Regions from separate parts of the Mus musculus genome. Here region 1 is linked to region 2. Evidence: chromatin loops called from intact Hi-C (ENCODE). Cell type or tissue: heart. All regions are shown on one strand. Each heading gives the region's core, and the rest is flanking DNA. Links, peaks and the distances in the headings are about the cores only.

The links. Peaks named below come from ENCODE experiments on the same cell type or tissue, not always from the same donor. Only the 100,000 strongest peaks of a DNase experiment are listed, where the experiment ranks them.
Region 1: a loop joins it to region 2, with 4 times the contacts of the local background. A loop is called at or near these places in 3 of 42 quality-filtered maps.

The regions. Positions count from the first base shown.
Region 1 is chr15:61,410,687-61,419,302 of GRCm38, forward strand. No RefSeq gene overlaps it. Among named protein-coding and RNA genes, the nearest start is that of Gm24696, 57 kb to the left of the region's middle. In heart, for the core only: a CTCF peak has its summit at 5,136 (motif pointing left); no DNase peak of the experiment used is centred there.
Region 2 is chr15:62,798,392-62,807,007 of GRCm38, forward strand. No RefSeq gene overlaps it. Among named protein-coding and RNA genes, the nearest start is that of Gm22521, 9.5 kb to the left of the region's middle. In heart, for the core only: a CTCF peak has its summit at 4,591 (motif pointing left); no DNase peak of the experiment used is centred there.

The DNA.
Region 1 (8,616 bases), core at 3,598-6,097, 1.4 Mb before region 2:
GAGTAAAAGATTATCAACTCTTAGAAATCTATAGATTTATAAACAAGTGTTCTTCAACATTGTGTTCCTTCTGAAAACTGGAATCTAATTTATAAAAGATAGTGTAAGGTATTCAAACATTTTAAATTACAGAATTACTAGAAGAATGAATGAATTCAGGATTGGGTCACACACTGGCCACCGGGGAGAGGTTTTAAATGGTACAGTGAAAAAACTCTGCAAATATGAGACAAGGTTATTTGCTACCTAGGGCAGTCATCTTGGAAAAAAAGAGGTTAACACTCCAGTTTTGAGTAGTCTAAGAGTTGATTCAGTGAAGGAGGATCTGAAAGTTTCAAGAGACCTTTCCTGAGTTTAAAAGATAGACCTTTAGGACATGTCAGGTATACCTCATTCCCGAATGTTTGAGCTTCTGATTTTTATCATGCTTCTCTTGATAATCAGCTTTAGACAGTGTTTAGTGCACTCAAGTAGCTCCATGCAGCTCCTGAAGGGCAGTCTTCTCTGGAAACAGCCATGTCCATTGTATACATGGACGTTTCCAAGTTGGGTTTGGTTTTATCAGAAGATTTGACTGAAGTAGTCAAGGGAAGTAGTCAAGGTTTCTGTTGGTGCCTGGAGGAACTGTATTAGTCTATTACAGAGTGTTTATGTACCTCAGGATGTTTTATTATGACTTTGGTTCAACTTCGATGTCCCATTTTGCTGATCCACCTGAAATACAAATGGTAAACAACTGCTTCAACTCTGGATGCTGCCTCACCTCCAACTCTGCAAGAAGCTGATCCATAATGATGTGAGTGAAGCATTAGGTTCCAAGAGACTGAACCTGAGATGGATTGATGTTAAGCTGGAAAATAAATGGAGGATAGAGGGGATATCGTTCAAATGTCAGAGAACATTTAAAAAAAAAAAAAAAGGTGCGTCTGCTTTGTATGCAAGAAAAGCAGATGAAAAGAAAAAGAGGCCCCGTGTTTCCAGCCCAAGATCCAGCACTGATAGATTGTGGCATTTTTGAGAAATCACTTAAGACTTCTGATTCTTTTTTGTTCAAAATGTATTATTATTTCTATATTATTCTTAAAATTCAACTAAGAGTTTAACAACCGAAACATCTATCTTAGTGTTTCAAGAAGTACATGGCCTACACATTTGTTAATACAACCTTCTCATTAATCCCATGGAAAGCAAAATATTATTCTGATTTGAAACAAAAACTCTTATGTGCAGAAGCCTCTTCAGTTCACACACCTGGGGAAGTGTCTGTGGTATTGTGGTGGCCTACCTACTCAACGTTCTCCTTTAGAGTTCTCTGACACAGGGGCCATGCTCCAGGGAGCATGGTCTGTGTGGAAAATAAGTCAACGTTCTATAAATACCTAAAGGCACCAAAATATCTTTCAATGTGGGACTCTAGTAAGAAATGCAGATTGCAGCAATGACTCCCACTACACTTTTGTGGCTCCATATGAACATAGAACAATAATTTAAAAAGGAAAAAAAACAGTGTCTATATTTCCTTGAACTGTGTTGCTGCTATTAAGTCAGTAAAGCAGGTGAAGTCACAGGGCCTCTTTAATAGACTGGAAGGCCTCATCAATCCTATTCCCCAATTTTATCATCAAACTACAGAAGGTAAATGGAAAGAGTAGAGAAGATATTACACACAAATGCAGAAAACTCACTTCTCTATAGATATGGATGTTTACTAAAAAATAATGGAGACTAGAGGGAAAAGAATGGGTCATCTCCTCTAATGCTCAGCCTGAATACTCAGCTGGGCAGGACCAAGGAAAGGGTTACGATGGTGAAGAATTCAAAAAATCATGGATTCTCAGATTCATGTAAAGACAGGATGAGTTAACATTGCTGGGAAACTTTAACTCATGTGAATCACTCTTGTCTTCATTCTGGCAATTTAGTCCCTGTTCTAAAGTCAAACAAATTAGGTTAGCAAGTTCTTCCTGTTGTAGGTCCAGGTAGGAGAGAAGTAGGTACTTGCATCTCTCTCTAGCCCAAGTGATGAATCTGCCTATTGTCTTCCATGAACCATTTCTCTATACTCAGGCTTCTCAAACTTTTCTATGTATGTCAGAATGATCTCGGGATCTTTTAAAATCATATCCTGATGCATTAGTCAAGAGATACCCCCAGCATTTAGAATTTCTAACAGGCTCCCAGATGCTATTGCTGTGGATTGATCCATTTAGCATAATGAACAATGGGGCCTAGGAATAATGGTCTCCATGTTCAAATGTGATGGCATAATAATGAACTCAGTTCTGCAGTCCATCCAGTACATGTTAAGGGCAAGAGAATTCTTCATAGAGCATAAAAACTGTAGAGGTCATTTGAAATACAAACACAAAATCCTAAAGATGAGAAACAATCATAGTCCTCTGGGTTTTCATAGACATATTGGAAGGATCTAAGACTTCAGAACTAGAAGTAGTGTCTTATTCCAAGAAAGTTCTATTCCAAGTTCTTTTCCTTCTATCTCCAACAATTCTATCCTTCAAGAATTTCTTATCATCTCATAATGGACTCAGAAAGCAAATCTAATATTTGAGTCATCTCTGCTATGGATGCATCATCTCTGCTTATGTATGTGTGAGTTTCACTGAGTAATTTACACATACAAAATGAAAGTTACAAAGACAGGAATGTATATAATATGAGTTCTAATGAATTTAATCTTGATTTTTAGTTTGTTCCAGAATGCTTAGTATCTTTTTCAAAATCGTGAAATTAAAAATACAAATATTTATTATCTGATGACTATGTTAATGCTAGATTAAAGTTTAAATGGAAAATGTTATTTATCAATAAGAGTATCATCACCTGAGAATAATTTTCTACTTCCGTTTGTGCAGGATGCTGAAGTTTTCTGAAGTTTCTCATCTTTGCTCCATGAGTGTGTTACCTTCATGTTCCTCTCACGATTTTTTTCTGTCGTTTCCTTTCTGTTGATCTGATCAAACATTCTGATCAAAATCAGTCTGGGGAAAGAAAGGAAGCATTAAAACTTACACATTATGGTTCATCATTGAAGGATGTCAGGACAAGAATTCAAGCAGACACATAAAGCAGACACCATGAACGAATGCTGCTTGCTAACTCACAGGTTCCTTCTTAGCTAGCTTTCATCACAAGTCCATCTGCCTAGGGAATATTGCTGTCCATAGTGGGCTGGGTCCTCCTACATTAATTAACAAGCATGACAATCCCTCAAAGAAATGCTCACAGGTTAATCTTTTTTGAGTAATTTCTCAAGTGAGACCCCTTTCTCAGGAAATTTGACACTGCGTACAAATGACAGTTAAAGCTAATTAGTGGCTGAGGAAAGTGATGTGCATTCATAGGCAGTCACTAACAAAAATGTTGGTAAGAATTCTAATGAATCCTCATAGAGGCTGAGACGATGTCTCATGCACTTTAGAAATGGAGCTTTGTCCCCCACTTCCAAAAATACACTTACAGTCTGATGTATGTCTATACAATATTTCCTCTGTCGTCGGTGATATTAACTGAAGATGAAATTTACTGACATTCCTTTTCTCAACATAGTGTCTACATACAGAAGAGACAAAAAGCCGTTACCAAGAATAGACAAAAATCTGTTAGCACTCTTTGAGTAAAGAACATGTTTTGAGAAGAATTTTTAAGTTTTATTTTGGTTTTTGTTTTGGTTTGGTTTTTGGTTTTTTTTTTTTTTTTTTTGGTAGTAAAGTTGTTGTGTCAAAGATTTAGGTGACATTGAGTTCAAACTCATTTTGGTAGAAGATGACTTAACATAACAATCAGGTCACACCTAGCTAATGATCTCACATTTAGCCCTTGAACAAGTCTCTGTCTTCTAACCTGCAGCAGTTGTTCAGGAGGAATCAGTATAGAAAGGGAAACGTGAAGCTATGCTGTGGTCCTCTGCATTCTTCTTTATGGAATAGTGAAAAATGGCTTATTCTTTTTTTTTAATTAGGTATTTTCTTCATTTACATTTCCAATGCTATCCCAAAAGTCCCCCCATCCCTCCCCCCCCCCCGACTCCACTTCCCCCTCCCTCCCAGTTCTTGGCCCTGTACTGAGGCATATAAAGTTTGTAAGACCAATGGGCCTCTCTTTCCAATGGCTGACTAGGCCATCTTCTGATACATATGCAGCTAGAGACATGAGCTCCGGGGTACTGGTTAGTTCATATTGTTGTTCCACCTATAGGGTTGCAGACCCCGCTCCTTGGGTACTTTCTCTAGCTCCTCCTTGGGGGCCCTGTGATCCATCCAATAGCTAACTGTGATCTTCCACTTCTGTATTTGCTAAGTCCAGGCATAGCCTCACAAGAGACAGCTATATCTGGGTCCGTTCAGGAAAATCTTGCTAGTGTATGCAATGATGTCAGTGTTTGGAGGCTGATTATGGGATGGATCCCCAGGTATGGCAGTCTCTAGATGGTCCATCCTTTTGTCTCAGCTCCAAACTTTGTCTCTGTAACTACTTCCATGGGTGTTTTGTTCCCAATTCTAAGAAGGGGCAAAGTGTCCACATTTTGGTCTTTGTTCTTCTTTAGTTTCATGTGTTTTGTAGATTGTATCTTGTATCTTGGGTATTCTAAGTTTCTGGGGGCTTATTCTTAATAAGAGTATCATCGACCAAAATCAAATCATTAGTAGGATGTATATTATCAAGACTTGAATAGCAAATGATCATTGCTAGAATGTGGCTCCTTCTGAATAAATTTTTACAACATGTTGCTCTCAGTTTCTATAGTAGCACCTACTGGTATTAGTAGTTAAAACTGACTACAGAAGAATATGAGTGAGTATTTTTTATTAGACTGTGTTCAGTAATTATTTGGAGGTAATAAGATATTAATTTTACATTCATCTTAATTTCTTTTAACTCATATTTATGGTGAAATGAAGTATTTCACACACACACTATGACATTTGTGTACAACTAAATATACAAGTTTTAGACATATTAAGGTATGAAAGTTCAGTTGTAAAATTAAAATTTACATTTTAGAATTCAAAGTTAAAAATCCACATATTTTGTTCGCAGATATCCATGAATGAATGAGGATGGGACTGCTCAAATTATCATTCATGGGTGTAAAGCTCACATGGGACCCTTATTGCCACCTGGTGGCAGTGTACCCTAATTGAAGATTTAGGTTTTGAGTGACACAAAGACACCTATATTTAAAAATAACAGAAGTCACAGGAGAAAGTAAATAGTCTCAAACTCCTGTGGTTTGAAGAAAACACTTGGATTGTTTTCATTGCCCCAATCAACCAAAGAAGAGAAGTACAACTTTGAGCTTCACCATGAAGCCTAGTTTGGTTCAAGACTTACTTCCTGTAGGATATATCTGAAAGTTAGTTAGTCAGGGAGTCCTTTTACTCCTAAGGTAGTAGGGTCATATCCAATTAGGAAATTGACTAAAAAAGTAAGAAAGGGTTCTGTGTTGTATTCTTTCTGTGCGTATAGTGTAGCAGAAGCAACAATGACTTCTGTTGTACCCCAACAGAATCTTCTATGATTAACTACTTTGCCTCCTAAAATTCTCTCAGCTAAATTGATGCATGAAATATTTCATGAAATTTATCTCACCAGCAGAACTACAATTCAGGCTAAATCCATCAGAATCTCTGGGAATGGAAATACCATTGATATTTTTGTTACAAGTTTCCCAGGGTCTACAGTGTGCAGCCAATATTAAAAATCACTGGACTGGAGCAAAGAGAAAGTTAAAGCTTATGCAATAAAAAGAAAATGCTGTTCCCACTTAATATTGGTCAAACCCATGGTGAATTGACATGGGAATTTCAATCATGCCTGAATATATGGAACAAAGAGATCAAGACAGTACCACCATATATTCTCCAAAAACTTTTCAGTGCATTATTTGTAACTGATTCCTGGACACATTTTATTTAACCTACATTCATGTGTTAAGTGACTTTATTATCTCTCTCTACTATTTACAGTTTTAGCCACTTAGCCAAAACATGATTCCTGAGCACCATATGAGTTATAAGCCACAGAGCATGACTTAAGCCAAAGTATGTCTGTCTTCCACACCTAGGGATGTTTTTCTGACACAGCTTGAAATTCAAGTTTCAAAATAGAATGACTATCAGACTTTCAGGAGTCTTTAGAAATTCATGAACAACTATTTTGGGGGCCTTAAAAACTACTTTGCTAAAGATTTGTGCCCTCACAAGGTTCCAAAGCAGTGGATATAAATGCTTCGGTAACAAGGATGTTTTTACTAGGCATATACAGGACTCCAGATGAAAGACAGTTCAAAGATTCATCTGCCGTTGCCTGTGTCTGTCTCCTCACTTGCCAGCTAGCCTATTCAAGGAACTCTACTTCAAGAGCCAAGACAGCAGAAGCTGTCAGCTGATTTACAATTAAATGTGTCAAAGACAGATTTTCAATGGAAAATTTTGGTAGGAAGAATGAGTTTTTCAACTATAAATAGACTCCATCCAAAGTTTCAAAGCGAAGTGTGCTGTGCTTGTCTGGTCCTCTGCACCCTCTACTTTTGAACTTCACACCTACACCTGGACTGTTTCACTTTCTTTGACTGGGATAATCCTGATGATCCAATCAAAGAAAACTATAAGACAGAATTTGCTGAGTTTATGCCATGTATGTGCAGATTCCTGCATTGTATCTCATGCAAAACAGTGAGTTTGTTCAAGTCAAAAGCATCTATGCACACAGACTAGTTAATTCAAGTCACTTTCCAGCCTAATTTGCCTCCAGTACCTAACTTTTTCAGATTAGAAATTAGAGGCCTTTCTAACCATTACAGCGCATCATCTCCTTGTGTTCCTTTATTCTAATGACTTCCTTAGTGTCAGTCTTAGCTCCTATATATCCCTTGGCATACCAACAAATAGTTTTCCTGTCTTAGATCACCAGTAAACTCTTTCAATGACAGGACTCATTATGTCCAGATTCTGTGGTCAGCAATGTGAGTTGTAATGATCCAAGTGGGTCACTTTCATAGTGCCAGGGATCTGGCTTCTGGCCTGGAAATACCAAAGTGACAACGGGACTGCCCTTCATTGGTGTGATCCCTCAATTGGTGGGACTGAGAGAATCATCTAGAACTGCCCTTTCAAGAGCACTGACCTCTCATCCTCTGGGAAGTTTGACTAGACTTCTTTTCCTGAAAGTAAAACCATCTTTGAGAACTACAGAAGCCTTTTCTGCTCCCACATGCTACCAGGGACTCAAAGAGAGCCCAGACTCAATGAATGGAGAAACTGACTTCTTTCTCACTGTTTCACCCAGTCATGTTTTCTCTTCCATACGTAGTTGACTGTTAATCCTGCTCCTGATGTTGGTTCTAATATTTACTTCTCACCACCACATTTGATCAGTTTTTGCAGAACTCATGCTGCTTTATAAGCAAGCATTTGATCATGTTGTTATGCCATTAAACATGGCTTCCCACAAGATATGATGGCACCCGTCTCTAGTCCTATACCAGGAACATTAGAGTGAAAGGATCTCAAGTTCAAGACCATTCTGGACCATACAGTGAAACTCTAACGAAAGGGAAAAACATATTTTTCTTTCTGAACTATGATCTCCAGGAAGCAGGAACCTGGTCTATAGCTTTCTGTATTTGGTGACTGTCACACAGCCTGGCCAAGGGACTATTCAATGCACTGGGCACAAGAAAGTGACAGCAAAAGTGGTTTAGAAGTTGGACCTTCCAGATTATTTTCTTGCTCTGGTATAGACATCAAGCTGCATCACCAACTTACCTATATCAAGTTTCCACAATAGAAAACTGATTTTGTACACATAATAGATGACAATAAATGTTCTCCAAAGCAATATATACATTTCTTCCTCATACTTTTTAGTGTATGGGAAAATAATCACATGAAAATAGAAAGGTTGAAGGGACTCTGGCCAGTTTGAGCATAGCAAGCATGGCTCTGGCAGACCTGCCCCCTTGCCCCTCATTCCCTCTATGTCATAGTTTGTAAGTGTTTGGCCCAGGAAGTGGCACCATTAGAAGTTATGGCATTATTGGAATAAGTGTGGCACTGTGGGTATGGGCTTTGAGACCCTCATCCTAGCTGCCTGGAAGCTAGTCTTCCACTAGCAGCCTTTAGATGAAGATGTTGATCTCTGAGCTCTCCCTGCACCATGCCCACCTAGATGCTGCAATGCTCCCACCTTAATGATAATGGACTGAACCTCTGAGCCTGTAAGCCAGTCCCAATTAAATGTTGTCCCTATAAGAGTTGCCTTGGTCATAGTATCTGTTCAAAGTAGTAAAACCCTAACTAAGACACTCTGCCTTAATAAATACTGTAAGATTACATTCCTAAAGTTATCCACCAAGGCCTATTCACTTATTTGGTCACTTCTTCCTCCTGAGACTGATTACCACGGTTCATCTTTCAAAGCTTTGAGGTCTAGCAAACAAAAGCCCCCTTTAGGGTTCGCTTTAGGGTTTTATTGCCTGCCATTGGATCCCCTTCCGCTAGCTGAACTGCCTGGTTGGACCTCAGTGTGAGGGGATTGATGACTCAGGGCAGGGTGGTATCCAAGTGAAGCTTCCTCTTCTCTCAGGAGAAGGAT
Region 2 (8,616 bases), core at 3,558-6,057:
TTTTCTAGGCCTAGAATATGGTCTGTGAGCATATTTATATATAGTTATCTTGCTTATTAATTGGTTTATAAAGACTCAGTCACTGTGGACAGCAGCATCTCTACTCAGGTAGTCCTGGGACATGTAAGAAATCTAGCTAAATATTAGCCTGTTAATAAGTGAGTTAGAAAGCAAGACAGGTCTTTTTTCCTTGAGTTCCTACTTTGACTTCCTTCAATGGTGGAATATAACCAGGGTAAAACAAGTAGGGAATATAGATAATAATATTAGTGTTGGTGTTTATTGACATATATGTATAAATAGATATACATATACATGTATGTATGTGTATATAAGCCCTAGGGAAGTTTTATTTGCAGGCAATATAATATAAAATGTAATGGATTAAAATTTATAGTTGAGAAATAACACCTAAAAATAGATTCCTCGAGGGCTGGGGTCTACTATTACAGTGATTTTTGTTTGCCAAACTTATCCAGAGCCAGTCCTAAGGAGAGGTTTACAAAAAACTTTTGCCAGCAGTCCTGCTGTCCAGGCGACTCACCAAACCCCACTCTCAAGGGAGGTTCTGTAGTCATGATTCTTGGCCAAAGGAGAATTAAAAAAAAAAAAAAAGACTTTCATTTTCCCAAGTTGTATTATATATCACATTTTCAAGTTCAAATCGTCTTGAATTCCTTCTTCTTGTACTTTCCTTGACTCGTATGGAATGTCACATCACTCTGTGTTTCTTCCATCTTGATCTTGACCATAGCCATCTATCTGTAGTTTTAATGTGGACTAGAACTAATTACTCTAGTTTTGGTTTGCTCATTTCTAATATTGGCAATGACCTTTGTGTAATTGCTCCTCAACTCATGTTCCAAGAGCTTTATTTCATCTCTCTTCGCTAGTACCTATGATGTGTCATAGCCAGCCTATCTCTTAGCCCTTCTCAGACAAGAAACTCCTTTTTTCTTTTTTCTTGGATATTTTCTTTATTTACATTTTGAATGTTATCTCTGGCCCCCTGAAGCCCCCTATCCCATCCCCTTGCCCTGCTTCTATGAGGGTGTTCCCCACCCATCCACCCACTCCTGCCTCCCTGTCCTAAGAAGCTCTTTACAAACCGTAACACTCTTTACAAATTGTAAAATGACAAGGATCTACCACTCACATTGAATAGATCAAAAAAGAACTTGTCTGTAGATTATATAGTTTGGCTCTGGAGGAAGTTTGCTGTTTAATTTCCAAGATAAAAGATACACTCTTTCAATGTTAAGTTTTAGTATGGATTCCTTTGTACAAATTTGAATTTAAGATGTTCAATACCACTCAAAATTAAGGAAAGGATGAAATTTTCCACTAAAAGTTAAGAACTTGTTCTGTTCTAGTTTGTTTGACTTTCTTTTACTGACCACTGAATATAAAGAAAACATAAAGACCATTTTGCATGTCTTTAAATCTCAGTAAGCAAACATGTCTGTAACAAGGGAATTAGATGTAAGCTAGAATACTAATTCAAGTTGGACGTTTATTCCTGATCATTTCATTATTATTATTTAGGAGGTTTTCTTCTCAAGTGATACTAAAAGTTTCAAGTCCCCATTTATGTGAAAGCAGTGTGGGTGTGCAGGAAATTGACAGACATGAAAGATGATGTGTTTTGGAGGCAGGACCTGTTGTCCCGGCCTTCTCAGCATTAAGAACCTAAAGACTTAGGGCAACTTGCTGAATCTAGAGGTCTTTAAGAATTTTCTTTTTATTCTTCTTTTCTCTCCTCATTGATTATTTCTCTCTGCTCTAGAGTATATATTCATATAACCTTTATTGAGTTTAATTACCCAAACTTAAAAGCAAAAGTTATAAGCAATAGTAATGTTAAGGTGTGCTGTGATTCCTCCCCATCCCCTTTCCTTTCTCCATTTCCCTTCCTTTCTCAAAGAAATAAAGATGCAATTAAGCACAAACACAGAGACTGGGGAAAACCCATTTCTAAAGCTTGTAGTGGTAGAAAGCTGTGGGCTAAATTAAGCTGCATTGAAAAGAATAGGGAGTGACAGAAAACATTACACATATTGCAAAAATTACTCACTAAGTTAACTGGTGTTATATTCAATTAAAGCATGTAATTATATTCCATGATATTTTACAGGAGAGCAGGTCTAAGCAGGAATACATGTAACTCTGGTGCCAGTCTAGAGTTAATTGGTAAATCTTCCCAGAGCTAAAACCTTGACTGAATCCCCAGCGCTTTCAACTGCTACAGGTCTCTTTCACTTAGCCTTATTCAAGTGATTTCTCAAATTTTTGGAAAGAAACAAAAAGAAATAATATGTTGATAATGTCAACTGGCATTAAATACATACACATAGCAAACATTGCTATAGGCATCTTATATGTATGCTCACTCTCTCTTCTTCTTCTTCCTCTTTTTCCCTCCCCCTCTGTCCTCAGCAGCCTGCACAGCATCTTCTGGCACTATGTAAGCTGACCAACAGGAAAACAGTTTCATGGTCATTCAAGGTTTATTTCTCTAGGTACTGCATCTGAAATATATCGTGTATTCAACCAAAGGTTTTGCAATCTAGTTATGCTAGGCAATGACATTAGCCTGCCTTGCTTTTGAATGCCTGGTGCTGAGACTGTCATTTAGCAACTCATGTATTCTGGGGCAGCATTGCTCACCAAAGCAAGACACTTTCTCTCTAGTTAAACAAATTGGATCCTGGTTAAGTGAAGTAAATTGTCTTACTAATGTGAAAGATACAGTTCTAAAATTATACTTTGACTTGTATACTCCACATTCACACATCTATACCACTGTCAGTGGGTGTATTTGCAGGAGAAGAAACAACCAGTTTATAGGTGCCTATAATGATGGAATGTCCCAGAATCACAGTTCAGCTTTAAATTGTGGAGTGTATGGTATATCATGGGAAAAACCTGGATGAATTATAGAAGATATCAATCAAATCTATATTAGAACCTTAAAGATAAATTTGAAAATGTGTTATTTCCTTCTGATCAGAGAGTTCAAAGAGATACACTTATGTTTTACCCGGGATTGTCTCTGTCCTTCCTCCCGATGAGAAACACAAGCCTTGGTCATTGCCATGTGACAGGCTTCTACACATGCTGATTATTAATGAACTATCTGCTTTCACTGAGTAAGTTAGTATAAGTAGCATTGGATTCAGGAGTTCAGTGCCTATAGATGTGAACTCACATTAGAACTAGGGGACCCAGAACAGACTGACCATTTCCCTCTAGTGTGGAGACTTTTAGGACTCTGTGTAATCTTCTCAATTTATTTCAAAGTTGGTGTTTTAAAGATATTTCCAGGATTATCCCATCACGGTTATTTGGATTGCTTTTGGCTGTTTTACAAATCCACAAAGGTGCTTGTGGTAGGAACTTTTCTCAAAGCTCTCACAATGAGAAATCGCTGGTACAGCCTCCATCCTCTACCCCATTGTGAGTATGGGAAGTTATTCAAAGGCTTTTAGGTTGGCTGTATGCCAAGAGAGGATGACTGTTACCTGTAATCAGATTCTTCAAGCTCATTTCAATCCCCCCTAAGGACCCTACAAATTGTCTTTCCAGGCAAATTTAGGAATGATTGTCTGGAGCCATTCTAAAAATCTTGCTAATTTACTGATCCACTCCTGTCCTGTTTAGTTTATTGTTTATTATTTTTATTAATAGCACTTAAATTCACCTTGAAACGCTGAAACTGAAGAATTTCCTTGCATCAGGTGAGTGAGTCTGTTGTTTTATCTGTGACAGATTGTCTTGGTTAATAATCAGAATGAGAAAATCCAGTACAGTGAATGGCACTATCCTTAGGCAGATGAGGAAGCCAGAGACTTAACCAGTAAGTAGTACTCCTCTATGGCTTCAGTTTCTACCCTGACTTTACTCAATTATGGACTATACCCTGGAAGTATAAATCAAACAAATATTTTCACCCACCCACTAAGTTTGTTTTTCTTAGACTGTCTTGTTACAGAAGGAGAAAAAACAAGCTTGCACAAGCTCCTAAACTTTTCTCAGAAACGTAAAGGTATCATTGGACGTAAAGACAATTTCCAATGAGCTTTTCAACCCTTTGATTATCATGAATCATTGACAAATTGAACAAAAAGAGCCAAGTGTGCTTTATATGTAAACAAAATATTGGAAGAGTGGATTATTACAGCTCTCTTAAAATAGAGTTTCCTGGAAGAGTTCTGTGGAACATATGTATATTTATCTCAACTCTCATTTGAAATCTGAACTCCCACATGATGTCAGTTTGCTTAGGTCATTTAAACTCTCAAGGCCTGTGCATGAGCATTTTTAGAGTGAGGGGCAGTTGAGGAGACCTCTGGTAAGTTCTGTGTTAGCTACAACATTCAGTGATTCTAGTCTTTTGGTATTAAAGACCATTTCTTTGGATTTTGTTTTTCTTTTACTGAAAGTTCCACCTTACCCTGCAAAGCTCCTCAGCCAGAATAGACTAGATTTAAATTTGTAGGCTTATAATATTTCAGAGTTCAAAGGCACTGTCAGGTCACAGAGCTCAACTCTATGGTGATACATAATACCTTCTCCAACACCTCCACCAAGTGGCCAAGCAGTCTGTATTCCACAGGTAGGAGCATGCCTGTTGGTACTCACCACATCCATTCTATGCCAAACAGCATTTGCTCTAAACCTCCCTATGACTTTGAGGTTCTTTCTCCAGTTTTTCCCAAAGCAGGTGTCTCTCTTGTTTCACAAGGACACCTAAATTCTACCTTTATGCTCAATTTACTGTTTTTTTTTTTTCTTTTTAAACAAAGCATTTCTTCAGTCATTTGAAAATGATCAATCCAAACCCTTAGCTCTAGAAAAGGTAACTCGGCTCTTTGGATCTTTGGAGCATCCTTGTTCTGAGAGTGTCCCTAGTTCTGATCACTGTCTTCGTAATTTGGCACAGATTACCAACTTCCATTTGACTGCCTCTCAGTAATCAGTTAAGTATCCAAGTAATTTGGGATGGCAAAATTTCAAAGCTGGCTTTCATCAAAAACAAAAGAATCTGATAGGAAACTGGTACAGAAGCTGACGAAAATATAGAACCGAAGCGATGCTAGGAACAGAACAGTCATTTCTGTTGGGTATCTTGAGCCCCAACTTCAGTGCATTGCCTTCAGTAATATACTAACTCTCCCCGCCTGTGATGTTTAAGTTACCTTTAGAAGATTGACATCTAAGGAATTTAAGGTTTTTTTTTTTCATGTTGAAAAGTAGTTAATCAATACCTCAAATGGAAGAAATATTTCAGACATACTGTATAAGAAATAAAGTTATGGAAGGACTGAAGGAGCTGAAGGGGACTGCAACCCTATAGGGGGAAAAAAACAGTATCAACTAACTGGTCTCTCCAGGGACCAAGCCAAGCAAAGAGTATACATGGGTAAGTCCATGGCTCCCACTACATATGTAGGAGAGGATTGCCTTATCTGGCATCAACAGGAGCAGAGATGCTTGGTCTTCTGGAGGCCTGTTGTACCATCGAAGGAGGGTGCTAAAGAGGTGAGGCAGGATTGGGTAGGTGGGTGGGAGAGTACCCTATTAGAGGCAAAGGAAAGTGAAGATGGAATGAGATGTTTACAGAGAGGAAACTGGGAATGAGCACGTTTGAAAAATAATAATAAGTAAGTAAACTAAAAAAACACTCTCTTTCTACAAATAAATGGAAAGCATTAAAAAATCTGGCTCCCTAATTACTTTTCAAGAGAAACTACTTTTGAAATTTCTTTAGAGAGCAGATTTCCAGACTGAGACTACTAGACAGAAATACCACCGAATGGCAGAGTGTTTTCATGTCCCTCTGTAGGAGTATAGATGAGTCTTCTGTGCTTTACTCTTTTTCCTATGGTAGTTCATCCAGCTGACAAGGGTCCTTAGAAAGTGTTTGTTTTAGGCTGATGTACAATGCATATTAGGTCTAGGAGTGCTTTATAAATGAGAAGTGTGGAGCATTGTTGGTTTCTAGATAAACTGATTTTTGCACATATCTTTTGATTTGGCTGAGTCTCAACTGCTTCTCTTCTTCGAGTATATTCTCAGAATAGTTATTATTTGAAACATCTATCCCATACCACATACCACAAAGCCACATACTCCAGGAATAACCACTGTTATATATGACATGTCTATGATTTTTGAAAGCATCAGGCTGTGAGGGGAAAGCTTTTCGCTCAGTATACTTGGCAATGTGGTCAGACTTCATCATTATTGCTCCTGAAGCAGTCCATTTAAGCAAAGAGAGAGTGATGAGCCCTGAGAGACTGTCCCCAGAGCAAGGTTATGATGATCCTTAGAAGTCAGAGTAAGGGGAAGGCTAGACTTGTAAAACCTTTCTTGACTGTGAGCTCTCCTTTTATAGACAATGTAACATAGGGAGGTCCTTTCTCATTTCTAAGCATCCCTTTGGTCTCCACCACAACCCAGAATACACTGCCACCTGAATTCTCCTTCAGACTTAAATCCTCAAATGATCATTGACAGATTACATGAAATTTCTAGCCTCAGTATGTGAAACAAAAGCAAACATGTCATATAGATTAGCAACCATTGGCTCTTTACTTACAGACTCATTTGTATACCCCAGGATCCAAGGAACACTCCATTAAATGAACCTCTTAAGAAACCGTCTTTAGCTTGATGGTGATGGAATACAACTTTAATCCCAGCTCTAGGGGTGGAGAGGCAGGCAGATCTTTGTGAGTTTGAGGGCAGCCTGGTCTACAGAGTTCCAGGACAGCCAGGCCTACACAGAGAAACCCTGTCTCAACACTCCTCTTCCAAAAGATGAAAGGAAGGAAGGAAGGAAGGAAGGAAGGAAGGAAGGAAGGAAGAAAGAAAGAAAGAAAGAAAGAAAGAAAGAAAGAAAGAAAGAAACCCCATTTAGAGAGAACATAGTAGAACACATATAAACATATGATATGAAAATAAAAGAAAAGATTATAGGAGTTAAAACTTTAAGTGGATATGGGGGGGAAAGTAAAGGAAGAGGAGGGGTGGATATTAGTTTGGAAAACACTAAACAAATATGTAAAACCTCAATAGAAACCCACTTTTTATAAACTCATTAAAATATAATTTATAAAATAGGAGTTTGCACTTGCATGCACATATACTTGCAAGGGCATAATGATTACTCTAGAAGACACAACTTACTAAATTAAAAACTTAGTACCATGTCAGGGATATTTTACCATGAGTTATCAGTCAGAGAGATCCTAGAGTTCCCTCTGAATGACATAAACTATTGCCACTGCTCTTGGTTGCCAATCAGAACTAAATAGGGAGAGTATATTGCCAAAGATACAATATACTTCTGTTGTAGAACATAGAAAAGCAAGTCTGGAACTAACCTCATAACTTCCTATTAATTCGCTAATATCTGTAATGCTATGCAGGCCACTATGGGAGAAAACAAAATCAATGGTATTCCTGCTGCCAACTCTGTAATCTACAGACCTACTAGCTAAGATGTGTGTGCTGGTACAATAGTGACATGAAGGTTATAGGAGTAACATATGACATTTGGATTGGATTTGAGGCTTCCAAATGTAATGAATGAATGAATTCAGGCCTGCTACTGTAAACATTGTCAAAAGCCTATGGCTCAGAAGGTCACAGAAGAAGGATCCTACTACTCTTATTTTGCTAAACCACATGCTGTCAAATTGCCATCTAAGTATTTACATTTATACCCATAACCTATGGTTGCCTTTATCCTTGTCCAGAGATTGCTTCTCTATGTGGAGAGCAGTGGTCAAAGTAGAGACTTGCAACTGGTCAAATTGCTGAAGATAAATTTCTACTGGATGCTAAACAAGAAGAGGGACATCTGTACTGCCATTCTCAAGGCTCAAGTAAGATCGTAGGAGAGGGACAGAGAGAATATATAAAGTTAAAGGATAGGAAATAGTGTTGTAAAATGCTGTCTTTAGGACATGATGTGGACATTGTACTCATGAACTCACTGCAAATGATCAAGCCAACACAATGGGTCTACATTCTAACAGCCAGAACCCACTGAGATCAGGGGGTTAAGGAGACAGTGTGAAGTGGGGAGAAGAGAGTACTGGGAATGGATACCTTGGGGAGTTGGGAAGGAATAGTTGGGCATATCTGGGGTAAGTAGGAGAGAACAGTTAAGATGCATATGCCCAAGGTGCATCATTTCCATGCGTCAATCTGTCACAAGACAAATGAATGATATTCAATTTTAAAAAGAAACTTTCAACCAAAGAGTACCCATGGAGGGACCCATGGCTCCAGCTGCATACATAGCAAATAATGGCCTTGTTGGGCATCAATGGGAAAGGAGAGGCCCTTGGTCCTGTGAAGGCTCGATGCCCCAGTATAGGGGAATGCTAGGGAGTGGGTGGATAGGTGGGGGAACACCCTCATAGAAGCAGGAGGGAAGGGCTTGTAAAGGGAAAACTGGGAAGGGAGTTAACATTTGAAATGTAAATAAATAAAATAACCAATAAAAAATAAAGAAAAATAAAGAAACCTTTGTCAAGGCATGCACAACATGTCTCCATCATTAAACTTACCTTCCTTTGCCAAAAAGATTCATGAGATAGTGAT